Regions from separate parts of the Homo sapiens genome. Here region 2 is linked to region 1. The links are chromatin loops, found by intact Hi-C in ENCODE. Cell type or tissue: A673. All regions are shown on one strand. Links, peaks and the distances in the headings refer to the core of each region. The heading gives the core; the rest is flanking DNA. Region 1 has its middle 26 kb from the start of ZCCHC7. Region 2 overlaps ZCCHC7 (zinc finger CCHC-type containing 7).

Evidence for each region. Peaks named below come from ENCODE experiments on the same cell type or tissue, not always from the same donor. Only the 100,000 strongest peaks of a DNase experiment are listed, where the experiment ranks them.
Region 2: it touches region 1 in a loop (4-fold over the local background); 4 of 110 quality-filtered maps call a loop at or near these places.

The regions. Positions count from the first base shown.
Region 1 is chr9:37,090,108-37,099,396 of GRCh38, forward strand. It overlaps the pseudogene EBLN3P. Among named protein-coding and RNA genes, the nearest start is that of ZCCHC7, 26 kb to the right of the region's middle. In A673, for the core only: no CTCF peak of the experiment used is centred there; no DNase peak of the experiment used is centred there.
Region 2 is chr9:37,145,789-37,155,077 of GRCh38, forward strand. The region is part of intron 2 of ZCCHC7 (zinc finger CCHC-type containing 7); the gene reads left to right. Among named protein-coding and RNA genes, the nearest start is that of ZCCHC7, 30 kb to the left of the region's middle. RefSeq lists an enhancer at 3,985-4,486. In A673, for the core only: no CTCF peak of the experiment used is centred there; DNase peaks (open chromatin) are centred at 793 and 4,183; H3K4me3 peaks cover 655 bases; H3K27ac peaks cover 2,794 bases.

The DNA of each region.
Region 1 (9,289 bases), core at 712-8,711:
ATTTCCTGTAGTCTGAATTATGTAGTATTGTTTCACATGTTCCAGTGTCCTCTTATTTCCTGTGAGTTGGTAGTTAGATCTAGAAGCTTGATTAAATTCAGATTTTCTCTCTTTAGATCATCAACTTTAGATCATCAACTTGGATCATTTGTTTCATTTTGCTTTTGATATGTTGTTTTTTAGAATTACCTCTTAAAATTTTGATTTAATTTTATAATCATGTAAAATGTTTATAAATTTCCAAATTCAGATCAGCAAAACACAATAAAATCTATTCAGAGAAGGCAAACCTTCTGTCCAGTCTCCATCCTGTTCCTGCTCTTCCCCTTATGGGTAACCATTAAGAGAAAATTGGTGGTTGGTCCTTACATTTAAAAATATATATAATCAAAAAACTGTATATCTTTGTACCCTCTTTCTTAAATTTATTTTATTTATTTATTTATTTATTTATTTATTTATTTATTTATTTTAGACAGAGTTTCGCTCTTATTGCCCAGGCTGGAGTGCAGTGGCGCAACCTTGGCTCACTGCAACCTCTAACTCCCAGGTTCAAGCAATTCTCCTGCCTCAGCCTCCCGAGTAGCTGGGATTACAGGTGCTCGTCACCACGCCTGGCTAATTTTTTGTATTTTTAGTAGAGATAGGGTTTCACCATGTTGGCCAGGCTGGTCTCGAACTCCCGACCTCAGGTGATCCGCGTGCCTCGGCCTCCCAAAGTGCTGGGATTACAGGCATGAGCCACTGTGCCCAGCTTCCCTCTTTCTTAATAAGTTGTGGAATACTATGTGCTCTTTTAAAATGATTGATGAATAGTAGTATACTTGTGACAATCTTTTTTTTTTTGAGACAGAGTCTTGCTCTGTCGCCCAGGCTGGAGTGCAGTGGTGCAATCTGGGCTCACTGCAATCTCCGCCTCCCAAGTTCAAGCAATTCTCCTGCCTCAGCCTTCTGAGTAGCTGGGATTACAGGCATGCGCCACCATGCTCAGCTAATTTTTGTATTTTTAGTAGAGACGGGGTTTCACCATGTTGGTCAGGCTGGTCTCAAACTCCTGACCTTGTGATCCGCCCGCCTCGGCCTCCCAAAGTGCTGGGATTACAGGCGTGAGCCACTGCGCCCGGCCCACTTCTGACAGTCTTAAAATGTATTTTAAACAAATAAAAAAGTCTAATTCCACTTTCAGAAGCATGCTTTGTTCTTGTTCCTGGTCATAATGTTTCTTTCTCATTTAATAATTTTGAAGATTTAGGTTTAGCAAAAAATTATTAGGCTCAGGACTTTTTTTTTTTTTTTTTTTTTGAGATGGGGTCTCGCTCTGTTGCCCAGGCTGGATGGCAGTGGCATGATCTCGGCTCACTGCAACCTCTGTCTCCTGAGTTCAAGCAATTCTCCTGCCTCAGCCTCCCAAATAGCTAGGATTACAGACATGCATCACCACCCCCAGCTAATTTTTGTATTTTTAGTAGTTTTTAGTAGAGTCGGTTTTCACCATGTTGGCCAGGCTGGGCTCGAACTCCCAACCTCAAGCAGTCCTCCCGTCTTAGCCTCCCAAAGTGCTGGGATTACAGGCGTGAGCCACCGTGCCTGGCTAGGTTCAGGATTTTAAAAGAATATTTGTTTTGAAAATGGAAGAATACAACATTTTTAAGAGTTGAAGATGGCATATTCCTAGTTTGTGAGTCTTGTGGTATGTTATCGTAGAGCTCCTTCAATATGTATAATTTGGAACACAGCCCCTTTAGTTTGTCAGCATTTGGCACATACGGGATACCTAACAGATCGTAGGTAAATTTAATTAGAATTCTGTTTTTGTGTATAGAGTACAGCTCTTTACATAGTATGATTTGAAGTGAAATAATGGCTTAAGGTAAGTGGCTTTTGAAATTGAAATGAAATTATGGCTTCAACAACTTAGGGCAGTAAGTCTTCTAACTGTTTTATGTCAAATCCTTTTTCTCCCAAAAACATGTACATAACAGTTTTAGATACAATTTAACAGGATGGAGAACTCATCTAGAGGCAGTTGCTGAATTCCTGACGTTTATTAGGCACTCAACCAAGACTTGATAACTAATTAAAATTTGAGTAGAGTGGGTTACCTATTTGAATTTTAGGTTTTCAAATATATATTTTATTTGATCTGGGTCTTCACATATGCAGGTTTTTTCCCCCTGTGTGAGTTAATTTCCAACTTGCCTGGCTGACACCTACTTATCTCTCAAATATCGGTTTAAAAGGTCACTTCTGAATGAGGTGTAATGGTCATAGGTTCTCAATTAGTGGTTGTTGTTGGGTCTGTTAGAATTCTGCAGTAGTTAGCTTTGATTTTGGGTAACTTAATTACTTTATTGGTAAAAAATACATTTTTTTCCATTAAAGTTATAAAGCTAAAATGAGAGAATGAGTAGACTTAACATAATAGGCAAATATTTTGATAAAAGTCTTCATAACTACATGATAAGTTCATGATCATTGTGGCAAACATGGGCTTATACCTTCCACTATGGTTTTTTCTGTTTTTGGTTTGTTTGTTTGTTGTTTTTCTTTTGAGACGAGGTCTCTCACTCTGTTGCCCAGGCTGGAGAGCAATGGTGTGATCATGGTTCACTGCAGCTTTGACCCCAGGCGGAAGCAATCCTCTCAAATAGCTGGAACTATAGACATGTGCCACCATACCCAGTTAATTTTTGTATTTTTTGTAGAGATAGGATTTTGCCTTTAGGATATTGCTACAACCACCACTGTGAAACCACAGGCCCATATGCTAAAACAGCCCTGGGAGACAGTTGACTCCTCCCCTTCTCCCATTTTGCAGATGGAGACACTAAGGCCCAGAGAAGGAAATAGAATTGCCAAAGGTTCTACAGTGAGTTCATGGGAGGGGCAAGACTAATGAGAAAAGGGACATCTCTTGGACATCACTGGGCACTGTGCTTTGCATACATGATCATATTCCATCCTCAAAACAAACCTGTGCAGCAGGTTTTGTTAGTACTCCGGTTTCACAGATGAAGCCTCAACTCTGAGGCTCAGACACTGGGAAGTTGCCCAGGATCACACAGTTAGGAGATGGCAGAGCTGGAATTTGAAAGCCAGTCTGATTTTCCACACAAATCGTTTGACCACTAACACTTTCGGGTTGCCTAAAACCCAGGCCCCGTCTCCCCACTCCCCTAAGTCCACTCTATCCCTGTAGTCCTCCATTATGTTACATTGACTCCTAAAGAAAAAAGATCCAGATGGTCACAGCTTTGGAGGATTTGCAAAGCACTTCTGTGCCTTCCTGCACATCATCTCAGGAGATCCTGATACCAGACCGAGCTTGTAGCCTGGCCAGAAATAGCATGCTCATTTCACAAAGCAAGAACTGTTGGGTTTCCTTCAATCTAATGATTTCACCACCATCTGTGCGATAGCTGAGCAAAGTCAACAGGTTGATAAACTCCTGTGGTAGGAATGGGGACCCATGACCTGCCAATAGGGAAGAACAGACATACGGAACTTGGCCAGGGAAACTTAATCCAGAAGAAAAAAGTGTATTTTCTCTCCTTATATGTTTTAAATAGAATAATGAGAATCCTGGATTTTATTTTATTTTTTTAATTAAAATTAATTAATTTATTTTGAGACGGACTCTAGCTCTATTGCCCAGGCTGGAGTGCAGTGTCCCAGTCTCAGCTCACTGCAACCTCTGCTTCCCGGGTTCAAACGATTTTCCTGCCTCAGCCTCCCAAGTAGCTGGGACTATAGGCGCCCACCAACACGCCTGGCTAAGTTTTGTAATTTTAGTAGAGACGGGGTTTTGCCATGTGGCCAGGCTGAGATAATCCTGATTTTAAAAACTCAACTCTAGTGTTTATATTTTAATTTATTCTCAGAAGGGTAGGAGGGTCTAGAGGAAATGCAAAATGTGAGTCTTATTTTATGATTTGCTATGGTAAGGCACATTTAATCCCGTTCTTCAGTGAAAGGATTTACGAAGGATACAACACAATGTACCTGTCTGTTGCCTTCATTGTATTTTTTCCCAGATTTTTATTTAGTTTGCAATGTTACAACAATAAGGGAAATTAAAAGGAAAGAAAATTATCCATAATCCTACCACCCTAACAAATGAACTGTTCAGTGTTCCTCTTACTTCAGGCAAAATTTACATAGGTGATTTATGAGTGTAGTTACAGCCTCGCATTCATTCGGCTTTCACACCTGACAGTTTATCATTATAATGCCACAGGTTTTCATGATTATCATTTAAAAATAAATGTTTTAATATTTTAATGGCTGCTTAATACTCTTTTAAGTGGATATATCATTCCCTAGTATTATATATTTAGAAGGACTCCCGTTTTTCACTATCACAGATAATCCCAAAGTGCATGTCTTCATACATATCACATTCTCCTATTTTTGCCATTTCTTTAAAATCCCCAGATCTAGATTTTGCTGGGTCAAAGGGCCTGAATGCTTGCATGGCTCTTGATATATATGGGCAAATCGCTTTGCCAAATGATTTTATACATTTACTTTGCCTCTAGTAATGGATGAGGAGGATAGTCTCATACCATGCTCTTGCCACAACCAAGGGAAATCTACCAACAAATGAAATGTAACTTGATAAGCAATGTTTTTACTTCATTTTGACAAATGGCTTGACAAGCCTGTCGCAGGCTCTCTATTCTCTTATCTCTGTTGCTGTCATAAATTAAGTGCCTATACCAAGAATCTGGGAATGAGGCAAAGCAATTATTATACCCATTTTATAGCTGGGGAAACTGAGTCTCAAATCAGGGTTTTTCCCAATAGGCTGGACAGTGAGTAAGTGGAAGTGCTGAGACTTTGGTAATATCATCAACTGTTGTGAACCAAAGATGATGCATTGGTTCCTTATAACCTCCTGGAAGGTCTTCTGGGTTTTGAAGCTAGGAAAGCATGTTCACATCAGGTACATTTGTAACTTTTTTTCAGCAGACCTCATAGGCCTTCCAGCCTCCAATTGCTACTCAAATCATGGGCTTACTTTGGAGGAGACTTTTGATATATTTTGTTTGCCAGAGAATCTGTGACTTTCAGAGCTGGAGGGAACATCAGAGATAATCTCATTCTACTGGGAGAATGGAGATGGAGAAACAGTCCCAAAGAAGAGAAAGGATTTTTCCAGGTTCATTCACGGAGCTGACAGCAGAGTTAGGATCTACATTCTGGTTTAAAATGGTGCCTAGGCCGGGTACCATGACTCACACCTGTAATCCCAGCACTTTGGGAGGCCAAAGCAGGTGGATGTGCTTGAGCTGAAGAGCTGAGACAAGCCTGGGCAAAATGGTGAAACCCTGTCTCTACAAAAACACAAAAATAGCAGGGTGTGATGGTGCATGCCTGTAGTCCCAGTTACTTGGGGGGCTGAGTCAAGAGAATAACTTGAGCCCAGGAGGTTGAGGCTGCCATGAGCCATGTTTGCACCATTGCACTCCAGCCTGGGTGACAGAGACCCTGTCTCAAAAACAAACAAATAAATAAATAATGAAAAAAAACTACTTTAAAAATGTTGCCTAGAGCATATAATTGGGCAACTTGTATATTGTGAGATATTCAAAAATGAGCATTTTTTCTTTTCTTTTTTTTTTTTTTTGAAATGGGGTCTCACTCTGTCGCCCAGGCTGGAGTGCAGTGGCAGTCATGGCTTACTGCAACCTCACCTCCCAGGCTCAAGCGATCCTCCCATCTCAGACTCCTGAGTAGCTGGGACTACAGGAAAATGGCACCAAGTCCAGCTAATGTTTTGCATTTTGGTAGAGATGGGGTTTCACCATGTAGTCCAGGCTGGTCTTGAACTGCTTTCCTAGGCTCTGCTCTCAGCTCCTGAGCTCAAGCAATCCGCCTGCCTTAGCCTCCCAGAGTGCTGGGATTACAGGCGTGAGCCACTGCGCCTGGTCCTTAAGTGAACAGTTTTTAAAAGCAGTGAGAACCATTTGAGAAACACTGGATACCTTATGTTTCTTTTGGAGATCCCTGGTGAAATAGTCTGGGTAACAATATGTTAATGTGAAACAGATTTTTTTAAATTAAAGGATTTGCCATAGTCTGCTACCCAAAATGACAATTTTTTATTATTTAGTTTTAGTGTTTTGTGGGTATTTGGTTGGGCTTGTTTGTTTATTTTTACTTTGAGGAAATATATCCTATTTATTAGATTTTACTTTTAGCATGTGTTGTTTATTTATTTATTTACTTATTTTTTACCTGGTAATCAGTGTCACTGTATACTTGCAGAGGTATGTGTACACTTAACAGTATATCTTGGTGATTGTTCCACACTGGTACTTTAAGGGCTTCCTTGTTGTTCTTCATATATTTTTCCTGCAGTGGGGTATTCTGATCAATATGTATTTGAATCTCTAATTGGAATATAGTCTCTACCCTCAGGGAGCTTATAGTCTCCTGGAAAAATGAGGTGTGTTCATTATGGCTGCTGAAAGAAGGGAGCAGGTGCACTGGGAAGAGATACAAAGTTTGGCTGGAAACAGTGGCTCATGCCTGTAATTTCAACATTTTGAGAAGCAGAGGTGGGTGCATCACTTGAGCTCAGGAGTGTGAAGACCAGCCTGGGCAACATGGTGAATCCTAAAAATACAAAAATTAGCCAGGCGTGGTGGTGCACGTCTGTAATTGCAGCTACTCCAGTGGCTGAAGCATGAGGATCACCTGAACCTGGGAGGCGGAGGTTACAGTGAGCCAAGATCACACCACTGCACTCCAGTGTGGGGCGACAGAGCAAGACTGTCTCAAAAAAAAAAAAAAAAAAAAATGGAGAGAGAGAGATAAAATGTAGTAGGCAAGAAGAGAAAAGAGATCATCTCAGCTGGTTTTGGATATTGGACATGAGCTCAAACCTGAGAACTGAGAAGCTGTCTGCTGCAGGTGAGTCTGGATGATGGACAGTGACAAGCAGTTATTCATGTGTGAATCTGGTCAACATGAACATTTAGATGCTGAACACAAAAGCTTGATTTTTATTAGCTATATTTGTTGCCCATATATTGGAACAGATCTTAAAGTGGAAGTCAGACGTGTATTATCAGATATCATTTGGAGTAATGAGTGTATTTTCCTAATCTTTCCAACACCAACCTAAAAACTCATGTCAAAAGCATGCATACTAATTAATTTGTTTTCCATATAGTAATAAGATTAACAACCTCGCATTTACATGGGGTACTGAGTCATGCTCAAATAAAACAAGTTCTAATGAGAAAAATTGAATGTGGCAGCAAATCATGTCCCACCCAGCAATCCAGGTTTATGTGTGTTTTTCTGTCTTTCCTACACATATTTTTGTCAGGATCTCACTGTAAACAAGATGATTTCTTTCATGTTGCTTAGGTGAATTTGTTTAGTGAACCACAAAGTCACTGTAAATATTGCACAAATCTGAGTGCCTTGCAGTGTGGCTGGGAATCTTTTAACCTGCTTCAAAAAATGAAATGTGTTCACTGAAAGAACCATATTGGGAGAAAACACTCTTAACATATCAAGGCTCTTAGATATGCAGGCTGGCTCAATTCTATACTGGACAATAGAAGAATTTGTGGTGGAATAACGTGACCTTGTACAGTCACTCTACCTCACCTAATCTGGGCCTCAGTTTCTTCCTCTCAACTGGACAGAGTCGGCTAGGTCTGTGATTGTCCTACCTACTAATCATCAGAATCAGCAGAGGGTGGAGGGTGGCAAGTGAGAGCTTTAAAAAATACATGTGGAGGCCGGGCGTGGTGGCTCACCCCTGTAATCCCAGCACTTTGGGAGGCTTGAGGCAGGCGGATCACGAGGTCAGGAGTTTGATACCCTCCTGGCCAACATAGTGAAATCCTGTCTCCACTAAAAATACAAAAATTAGCTGGGTGCAGTGGCACACTGTAATTCCAGCTACTCAGGGGCACAAGAATCGCTTGGGCCCGGGAGGCAGAGGTTGCAGTGAGCCGAGATCACACCACTGCATTCCTGCCTGGGCGACAGCGAGATTCTGTCTCAAAAAAAAAAAAATGCAAACAAAACACATGGCCAACCTGTCCTACTAAATTCCAGTCCTACTAGACCCCAAAACCCCAGTCTCTGAGGGTTGGGGCTCCCAGAGTTTCTATTTTTAAAAATAAATTTCTCATGTGATTTGATGATCAACCAGGTTTGGGACCCTCTGGACTAGACAGATTACCACTAAGATCTTTTCCAGATTTCATGACCATCAAAACTGATTATTCTAAAAACTCATCTTGGAAAATACCGTTGTGTGTCTGGGTGGAAGAACGCTGGTAAGGGAAGTAGGAAGCTGGATTCGAGTCCTAGGGCTCCCCTCAAGCTATCCAGGGGACACTGGAAAAGCCACTTCACTCTGGACCTTAGTATCTTCATCCACAAAGTAAAGGCACTGGAGCAGGCAGTGTCAGGGCCCTTCCTCTCACATTCTGCAGCCTAATTAATTCTGATTCCTTTGAGATTCATTGTTTGCACATAAACCACCCTTAGGTGACTGAATACAGAGACTGGTCAGTGAGACTGGTTGGGTTCATCTGCGGTAGCCTACCCATTCTTCCTGAGGCCCAGGGAGTCTCTTCTGCCTTGCACCTTCGGTGGGTCCCACCCCTCCACCTCTTTCAGAGGGGCTGAGGGTGTGTTCTGGCCCAGAGCCAGGCACTTCCTCAACCCTCACTCCTTTCCTCCATTTAGGACTCAACTCATTTCAGCTTTTCCTGTTCCTCCAAGACAAGATCTATGAAAGATCCCCGATACCTTATCCCCCACATTCCCAGCCCAGAGATCCCCTACACAGTAAATCCCCAAAAGTATCTGAGAAATGAATGAATGATTGAGTGAACAAATGTCATATCAGCTTCTTTCCAGCTGTAACATTCAATGCCTCTGTCCTCAGAGGGTTCATCCTCAGTGAGGTGAAAGAAGACAAAGTCTTGTCAGGTCTAGATACGGCATAGGACCATGCAAAGAGTGGGCCACTTCTGCCAAACGTTGAGCCTATTAGTTTTACTAACTTCATATGGATGGGATTATACTGGATGTATTCACTGTGTCATGCTGCCTTTTTTTTTTCTTTTTTTTTTTTAATTTCCAGACACAGTTTCACTCTGTCCTCCAAGCTAGAGTGCAGTAGTGCGACCTTGGCTCACTAGAACCTCCACCTCCCGGGTTCAAGCGATTCTCATGCCTTAGCCTCCTGAGTCGCTGGAATTACAGGTGCGTGCCACCATGGCCAGCTAATTTTCCTATTTTTAGTTGAGAC
Region 2 (9,289 bases), core at 412-8,411, 55 kb after region 1:
TGAGATGCCTCAGTTAAATTTTGAACAAAAATTGTTCCTATAAATTGAATTGGAGATGCTGATCTGTTAAAAGCAAGGAATATAACCCAAAATTAAAATAGGAATTATTTTGCTAGTGGATAATTATCTTGGACAGTAGGTCTTATATCTTGTTGAAGTGTGTAGAACACACATTTTCACATTCATTCATCTTTAAGTGAATATACCTGTAGGCTGATTCAGACTTGGTATTTTATTTATTTTAAACATTAGAAATGATAAATACTAATTTAAGCAAGTGCGATTACTATTTTAACTCATTCTTCGAGAGTTGCTTCATTTATCTCAGAGTTTTTGGTGTACCTTATTTACCTTATTTAGATTATATCATTGTATTAAGTCCTTTGCTTACTGCTGTAGTTTTTTGGTACCTAGAATAATTTATTATGGAATTGAATATTAAAAATTTGACGATCCCAATAGTTATGAAGCTTACAGATTCTGTATGTAGGCTTTTTTCCTCCTTTGGTTTCAGGCATAATGAATGGATGGCCCTTGCTTTCTGATATTTGTGTATCCAATTTTCTGAGGAAACACTTTTCTACAAAGTCTGCATGTTTGATTGTTCTACATTTTTCTTTCATTATAATTTGAAAAGGACTTAGATCCTCCAAATGAAAAATGGCTGTCTTGGCCATATGGTAAATTAGGCCTGCTTTATTATTGTCTAATAATTAAGCCTCCCTTTACTTATCCCACCCTCGTTTTAAAAACTAAAAACGTGTGGTAGCTGTATTAGTTAGAACATTTTCAAGTAACAGGAAGTAATTCAGTGGTAACTTCCTCATGTGGTTTACTGTTTATCAAAAAGGAAAGTAGTTTCTTTTGAGAGAATAATGCAGTTTTTGCTGCTCAACATTTTCTCAAGCTCTTTGGAAAATAAGAGAGAAGTCTTTAATGTGCTTGTAATATGATAAGGACAGATTTAAAAATTTTGTTTCTCTTCTCATTACTTGGTGTTTGACTTCAGTGGAAGCTGAAAGAAGTAAATAGATGTTAAGTTGAAAATCTGCCTCAGTGTCAGATGCTCATATAATTTAAATAATTTAAAATTTGTGGGTACTTATATTGATTGACCTTATATTTTAAAAACATAGGGAATAACATCAACTATTTGTATCTTCTCTCTTAACTTAAAGTTGAATTAATTAACTTTAGCTATCTAATAGAGTAGGTCCAGAAATTAACATTCAAATAACAGTAGTAAGTATAGGTGAAGACCAGGCTATCCCAAAGATAATTCATTAGGACTTCTGTTTCTATAGTATCTTTCATATGATAGTAACTGTTGTAAACAATTGAATTATATATATCAATTTAATAAATAATTGCAATATTAAAAAGTTAGCCCCGATAATTTCTACCCAAACACCTCCAAATTATGCTACTTCAAAAACAGTTGAAGGGAAGTTTAGGAATATAATATAGTTTCATTTTAAGACCACTAGGATAATAGACATTGTAATGTAATGGAAAAACATTTTGTCCCATAAAAACCACTTTCATTTAATGCTTTGTTTTTCTGTCTAACCAGGTAATACCTAGCAAATACAGAAAGAGAGATAAAGCAAGCAAGCTGTTTTGAAAGTGTCTAATATTGGCTGATGTAGAGCTATAGGTGGGTGTATCTTATTATTCCATAAAATTAAAAATAAGAGTGGGGGGAAAAAACAAATCCCAAGAAAATAAATGGAAGGTGAGTGAAGAGTGAATAGAATAAAAATAGAGATCTAGTATTTCAGTCAGTCTGCTAGTTAAATTTTATATTCAGAGCTTTAACATTTTGGGCTTTTAAATTTCCTGCAGTGCACATGACTTTCTTTCATAAAAGATATGTCAATCATATTAGGAATAAAAGTAATAGCTCATATAGTGCTTTATTATTAGCATCTAAGAAACCACTGGTATTTGAGTAAATTGTAAGTTAGAATTGATTTTTTAATAGCTTTTTAATGCAGATCAAACATTTGTGGCTTTTGAATGAAAAATACTTATCAACTAATTTTTATTAGCATTGCATTTTTAAAAAAATCTACATTATAACATATTGGAGGTTGATTGAAAGGGAGTTTTTGCCTCCATTTTATAAAGATGCTCTGTAAGAGCACTGGTGATAATGATGTCTATTCCTGTATTTTTTGCTGACTTTTACCTGGTATCCTGTCAGTAATTGTTTTTTCATGTTGAGGAAGAAAAAAGAATCTATACTTGCATCTGTCAGTATTATTGTTGTTTTAACTTTATAGGTATATTGTAGACATTGAATTGAAAGATTTGTAAGCTTTTGGTTTTCTGTGATACTGATTGGGAACAAAGGCATAGATAATCAGAGACAGCAAATAATAGCCAAAAATATATATTTGATATGTATTCATTTAGCCAACAATAACTAGGGCCTTTTGTGAATCACTGTGCAAGATGTGCTGGTACTTACAAAGATGAATCAGGTATAGACCCTGACCCCACGGATCCTATGGCTTAATAGAAGAGGTAAGAGGTGAGTGGCATAATAGAGTCATGGGGTGCAGGAGAGGAAAGATACTGCTTTCATGAGGGGTAGAGGTGTGTGTCAGGGGAGATAAGGATATATCATGTTTAGAGGAACAACAGACTTTTAAAATTCTATTTTGAATTAGGTCGGTTTTTCTTAGACTGAGTTCCTCATTCTCCTAGGGTCCATTTGTAGGGAAAGGTTTTTTAGTTCTTAAATTATTTCTTAAATTTGTATTTTTATTTTGATGTTAAAAAGTGATCGTACCTGTTATAAAGGTAACACTTTGCAGTGATAACTCATAGATGAAAGACATTTGTTATAGGATGAGACTTCAGTTTCTTAAGTCAGTGTTTCTCATTGGGATTTTTGGACAGATATGATGTTCAAGAGAACTTTTTTTTTAAGGGGTTTATATATTTTCTAAGTTTGAGAAACAAAGGCTTAGGCTCATTTCATGTTACTTTGCACTGTCTAAACTACATTCTAATTGGTGGCAGAAAGTAGGTGGCCTAGAAATGTAAGTAGCAAATTTTTTTCAGGAGGTAAGGCAATTCAGCAAGGTAGTGGAGAGTTCACTGTCAGTTACCACTATTTAGGAGTTAAGTTGGTGGCAGTGCTGCTGAATGGGCACAGTTTGTTTGATTTTAAATGGTAATGAACTGTGAGTTTATTAAATAGAGGGTAAAAGTTCTAAATACATTCTGAACATAAACTAGACCCGTTAAAGTGGTTTGTGTTACAACCTACTCTATAGTGTCCTATACAGTAGTCAAAGCTTTTGTGTAATTGATTACTTCTGTGGTCCCAATGTTAATTTCTGCTTATAGTTTTGTAATAGCTTAATTTCATTAAAGTTAATTAAACATAGATTATCTTGTACAGTATGGTATAGAATTTTGTTCCATAAATTGGGAGAAACTCATAAGGAATAAATAAGTACTCTTTAATTTATAGTTCGGTGTTTCCAAAGAAATTTGGGCTTCACATTGGGTGAATTCATCACGATAGATTTAAGAATATCTGTATTGAATATCCCAAACATTGTACACTTTTGGGGGAACATCACTGAACAATATTTTCCTTTCCCACTTATTTTTTTTTAGCAGAAAAAAATACCCCCCTGTCCCCAACAAACAAAACTGATCAAAGTAAGAATTAGATCATGGCTTTCAATTCCTTAGACATTTTTTGAAGTCTCTCCAGGCTTTTAAGATGAGGAATTCCTAGGAATTACTATTCTTACTGGGGAAAAAGACTATTTTGATTACAGAGAGAAAATTAGGTGACATTTGCTCACATTATACATAGAATAGAATGATTCTAGTTCATCTGTAGATTCTTATTATAGTGTTTCGCATGTAATATATGCTACTTTAGGATAATATTTTATTACTGTTTGAGGTTCTTAATAGTTCATGTGTCAGCTTGCCTTTATATAAAAGTCTATGTAAGTTGCTTTGACAGACTTTAAATAAAAATGGGAAACACATAAATGCAGTGTTGCCATGTTCTCTTTTGTTTTGAGCAATTACAAGCATTTCTCATTTCCTGTGCACAGAAATTCCCTGAAAAATCAAGACGCTGCTAAAAGAGTCAAACTCTGAAAGAAATCCCAAAGATACATCACTGCTTGACGCAAACATTTTTAAGAAGTCACTGATTATAATGAACACAGCCTTTAATGGCAGTTTTTCATCTCCTTTTCACAAGAATGTGACAGAGTGTCATTAAGGTTTTAGAAATGAATGCTCCTAAGGAAAGGAGGATCACTAGGACTACAATGATGCTCAGTATGTGGCCATGGGATTCTCTGTTGGGCTCTTTTTAGGTTTTTAATCAGGTTGGAGAAGGGAGTTAGAGAGGAAAGGAATAGGAACAGACAAGAGCTTTAGGACACCTGTACACCACAGTATTTTACTTTCTCATTGATCTTCTAGATGTTGAATCCGTAAGGTTTAATATAGAAAGTCAAACAAGGTTCCAAATATTTTGAGGACCAGTAAACAAAATCAGCTCTAACTATATATATGTGGAAGCACATAATTTTTGCATTTAACTTAAAGTGTTTGGATATATTAAATCTGAAATTTCATTTAAATAGTAATTCCAGTTCTGCTCTAAGGATATTGTTTTAACCCATTGTTCTTTTCTATGGTGACAGTGATTGCCCTTGATGTATTCTGCAGGTCAGTCAGATTGTATCACAGAAGAGGGCACATAATAAATGTGAGCCAGAAACAGCTATGTCTCAGTACAGGAACAGAAAAGCATATTTTTGCATCACACATTAAAATAACACCCAGAAGGCATTGCATCACATATAAATGTAAATCTTTTCTAGAGGGGTGTAGCATGGAAAGAAGGGTTCAGCCAAAATGTCCTCTTAAGTTTTTTAACAATAACAAACACTATAAAGCTCATATTTAATGAGTAATAATTAATGTCTATGAAGTTTGTTTTATGAGTTTTTAAAATTACAGAATATTGTAATAAATAATGTAAAATATTACAAAATATGCTGTGCTTGAGAAGATATTTTTCCAGGTTAGAAAGTTACAGTTTTTCTGAGCAGGTGTTTTCTGTGAATCTCTGTAGCATTGGAATTTATAGAGATATAACTTTTCTATTTCTGTGGGGTTTTTTTGTTTTTTTTTTTTTTTTGAGACGGAGTCTTGCTCTGTTGCTCTGGCTGGAGTGCAGTGGAGCCATCTCAGCTCACTGCAAGCTCCGCCTCCCGGGTTTACGCCATTCTCCTGCCTAAGCCTCCCGAGTAGCTGGGACTACAGGCGCCTGCCACCACGCCCGGCTAATTTTTTTTGTATTTTTAGCAGAGACGGGGTTTCACCGTGTTAGCCAGGATAGTCTCGATCTCCTGACCTCGTGATCCACCCGCCTCGGCCTCCCAAAGTGCTGGGATTACAGGCGTGAGCCACCGTGCCCGACCGATTTATCTATTTCTTTTTTCCATTTGAAGTCAGAAAGAAATTGCTAGAATCCTTCAAGTCTTTCTCAGTGAGAGTAAACCTTTTCTGTATATAAAACGATCATTCTGTATACTTCATTTTACTTTGAGTTTTTTAGACATTAAAGCTGACACTGGAAAGGGTAGCTTTTATTTTACTTTTTGACTTAGCTACTTAGGTTGTATGAACAATTATAAAATCATCTTCATATGTTAAATCTGTAACAAATTCTTTTTCTGGCTGGGTGTGGTGGCTCACGCCTGTAATTCCAGCACTTTGGGAGCCTGAGGCAGGTGGATCACCTGAGGTCAGGAGCTTGAGACCAGCCTGGCAAACATGGTGAAACCCTGTTTCTACTAAAAATACAAAAATTAGCCTGACGTGGTGGTGCACACCTGTAATCTCAGCTACTTGGGAGCCTGGGGCAGGAGAATCACTTGAACCTGGGAGGCGGAGGTTGCAGTGAGCCGAGATTGTGCCACTGCACTCCAGCCTGGACAACAGGGTGAGACTCCATCTCAAAGAAAAAAAAAATCTTTTTTCTTCGACTCTAAGATGATGTTGAGGCTTTTTTGAGCTCTGAATGTAAACTTAGATCCTGTGGGTTGTTTCTTAGTATACTTTCTGGTAGCTCAGTGCTACATTAGCAGTTCTTTATTTTGGCATTGTATTTCCTCACACAAAGTAAAAAGTCTCATAAATCTTCCTCCTTTTAAAAAAATGAATTGAGACCAACAGTTTTCTAATCTGATCTGGCAACCTGGGCTTCAGTAAGGGCAGACTAACAGTAATGGTAGTATGTAGTAGAAAGAGATTGAAAGAATTTCTCTCCCTGGAGTGCTCTAAAGAAAGATTTCCAAATAGCTATAGAAAATTAAATAACTTGCTTTGAATTAGGTAGGAAAATAAACTTGAACTTCCCCCTTTCTTCATTTGTGTTTTGTTTGCTGTTTTTTGTTTTTTTTTTTAATTTTAGAAAAATTGGTTTACAGAAAAATTGCAAAGATAGTGCAGGGAGTTGTCATGTGCCCTGTATTCAGTTTTTCCCATTAGTAGCATCTTATATTAATTGGCTACATTTGTCAAAATTAATGCATCAATATTAACGACTTATTAACTAAAGTCCATACATTATTCAGATTTCTTTAGTTTTTACCTAATGTTCTTTTTCTTTTCTAGGATCCTGTTCAGGACACCACATTACATTTAGTTGTCATGTCTCCTTAGGCTTCTCTTGGCTGTGGCAGTTTCTCAGACTTTCCTTTTTTTTGATGACCATGTCAGTTTTGAGGAATGTTAGGTATTTTATAGAATGTCCCCAAATTAGGATTTGTTTGATGTTTTTATTATCATTAGACTGCATGTATGGGTTTTGGGAGGAAGACAGAAATAAAGTAGCATTCTTATCACATCAAGTATAAAATGCTATCAGCATGATTTGTCATTGATGTTAGCCTTGATTACCTTGCTGAGGTCGTGTTTGTCTGGTTTCTCTACTGTGAAGGTATTCTTTTTTCCCCCCTTCTTCCCAAACAGTATTCTTTGGAAGGAAGTCACTATACACAGCCCATACTTAAGGAAGAGAGTGTTATGCTCTACCTTCTTGAGGGTGAAATATCTATAAAAATTATTTGGAATTCTTCCTATGGGTGATTTGTCTGTTCTTGCCCATTCATTCATTCTTATTTGTATCAACTTGTGGATATTTACTTTACATTTTGGGTTATAATTTAATAGTACTTTATTGTGTTGCTTAAATTGTTCTAGCTTTGACCTTTGGGAGTGCTTTCAGTTGGCTCCTATGTTTCTTTAATATACTCCTATCTTTTTTCCTTAATTTTATTTTTTAAAATTTTATTTTTATTTACTATTATTATTGATTGATTGATTGATTGATTGATTTAGAGATGGAGTCTTGCTCTTTTGCCCAGGCTGGAGTGCACTGGTGTGATCTCGGTTCACTGCAACCTCCGCCTCCCAGGTTCAAGCAATTCTCCTGCCTCAGCCTCCCAAGTAGCTGGGATCATAGGTGCCCGCCACCATGCCTGGCTAATTTTGGTATTTTTAGTAGACACAGGGTTTCACCATGTTGGCCAGGCTGGTCTCGAACTCCCAACCTCAGGTGATCCGCCAGTCTCAGCCTACCAAAGTGCTGGGATTACAGGTGTGAGCCACCACACCCTGCCTGTTGTTATTATTTGTGGTTATTTTTTAGGGTCAGGGTTCACTCTGTTTCCCAGGCTGGTCTCGAACTCCTAAGCTCAAGTGATTCTCCTGCCTCGGCCTCCCAAAATGTTGGGATTAAGGTATGAGCCACTGCACCTGGCCTTTCTTTCTTTCTTTCTTTTTTTTTTAAACATCAGATAGTGGAGCAATAATATTGGTCATCAGTGTTTCTTTTCTTTTTTAAAGCACTTCGTTACTTCCTGGCACTGCAAGATGCTACCGCTCATCTTGTTTCTTTCTTTCCCCAGACCTAGAATCAGCTATTTCTGAAAGGAGTCCTGGTTTCTTTAATTGGAGAATGATATTAGAAACCAAAATCTGGGTGCTCAGTGTTTGTCTTAATATAGTTTGACTCAATGGATTGAGTCAAATCATAGGTAATTTTTGTTTGCTTTTGGAGACAAGGTCTTGCTCTGTCATCCAGGCTAGAGTGCAGTGGTACAATCACGGTTCATTGCAGCCTCAATCTTCAAGTTCTAAGTGATCCTCACACCTCAGCCTCCCAAGTAGATGAGACCACAGGCATGCACCATCATGCCCAACTAATTTTTTGATTTTTTGTAGAGATGAGGTCTCACTCTGTTGCCCAGGCTGGTCTAGAACTCCTGGCCTCAAGTGTCCTCCCGCCTCAGCCTCCCAAAGTAGCTGGAATTACAGGATGAGCCACTCCGCCTGGCTCTTTGGGGATCTTGATTACTCTTGAGAGTGGAGGGGTGTCAACTCTTCTTTCCTTCTTTATTACCTGTAATGAAAATAACAGTGCTTACCTTGGGGTTTGTGAGTATGAAATGAAATAATGCATGTGATGAACTTAACCACCATCTTGCATTGACTGTATTATTGCTAACCCATTTTGAGAGATGAACTGTTTGAATATCAAGGTGTCATGTAGGCAAGAATATTGTATAAATATAAGCTTGTTTAGAATTCTGTGTCATTAATTGCATTTACTCTATCAGTTAATTAGAGATTCTTTTTTGTTGGCTTTTTTTGAGACAGTGTCACTTCGTCACCTAGGTTGGAGTGCAGGGGTGCCATCACAGCTCACTATAGCCCCGACCTCCTGGGCTTAAGAAATCCTCTCACCTTATCCCCCAAGAGGCTGGGACTAAGGGTGCACACCACCATGCCTGGGTGATTTTTCTGTTTTTTGTTTTTTTTTTAAATAGGGACGAGGTTTTGCCATGTTGCCCAGGCTTGTCTTGAACTCCTAGGCTCAAGCCATCTATCTGCCTCTGCCTCCCCAATGCTGGGATTACAGGTGTGAGCCACTGCACCCGGTCGTTAATTAGAGAGTCCTGATCTCAGTTGGATTGTTTAAAAGTGAAAGTGAATGATGATAATATTTAGTAAAATCATCTTAATGCATTTTGACTTTTAACTTCTTCAGATTTTTATTAAAGTATAGAGAATTTAGATGTTTTAGAAAATCAGTGCAATATGTTTGGATTTTGGAAAACATGAAATTTACATAATTTGAAGACAAACCTCATTGCATTTAATATTCTGTTTCCACATTTGTGGGTGTTCTGGCTACACTGGTTATTGGAAGACATTTAAAGATGGC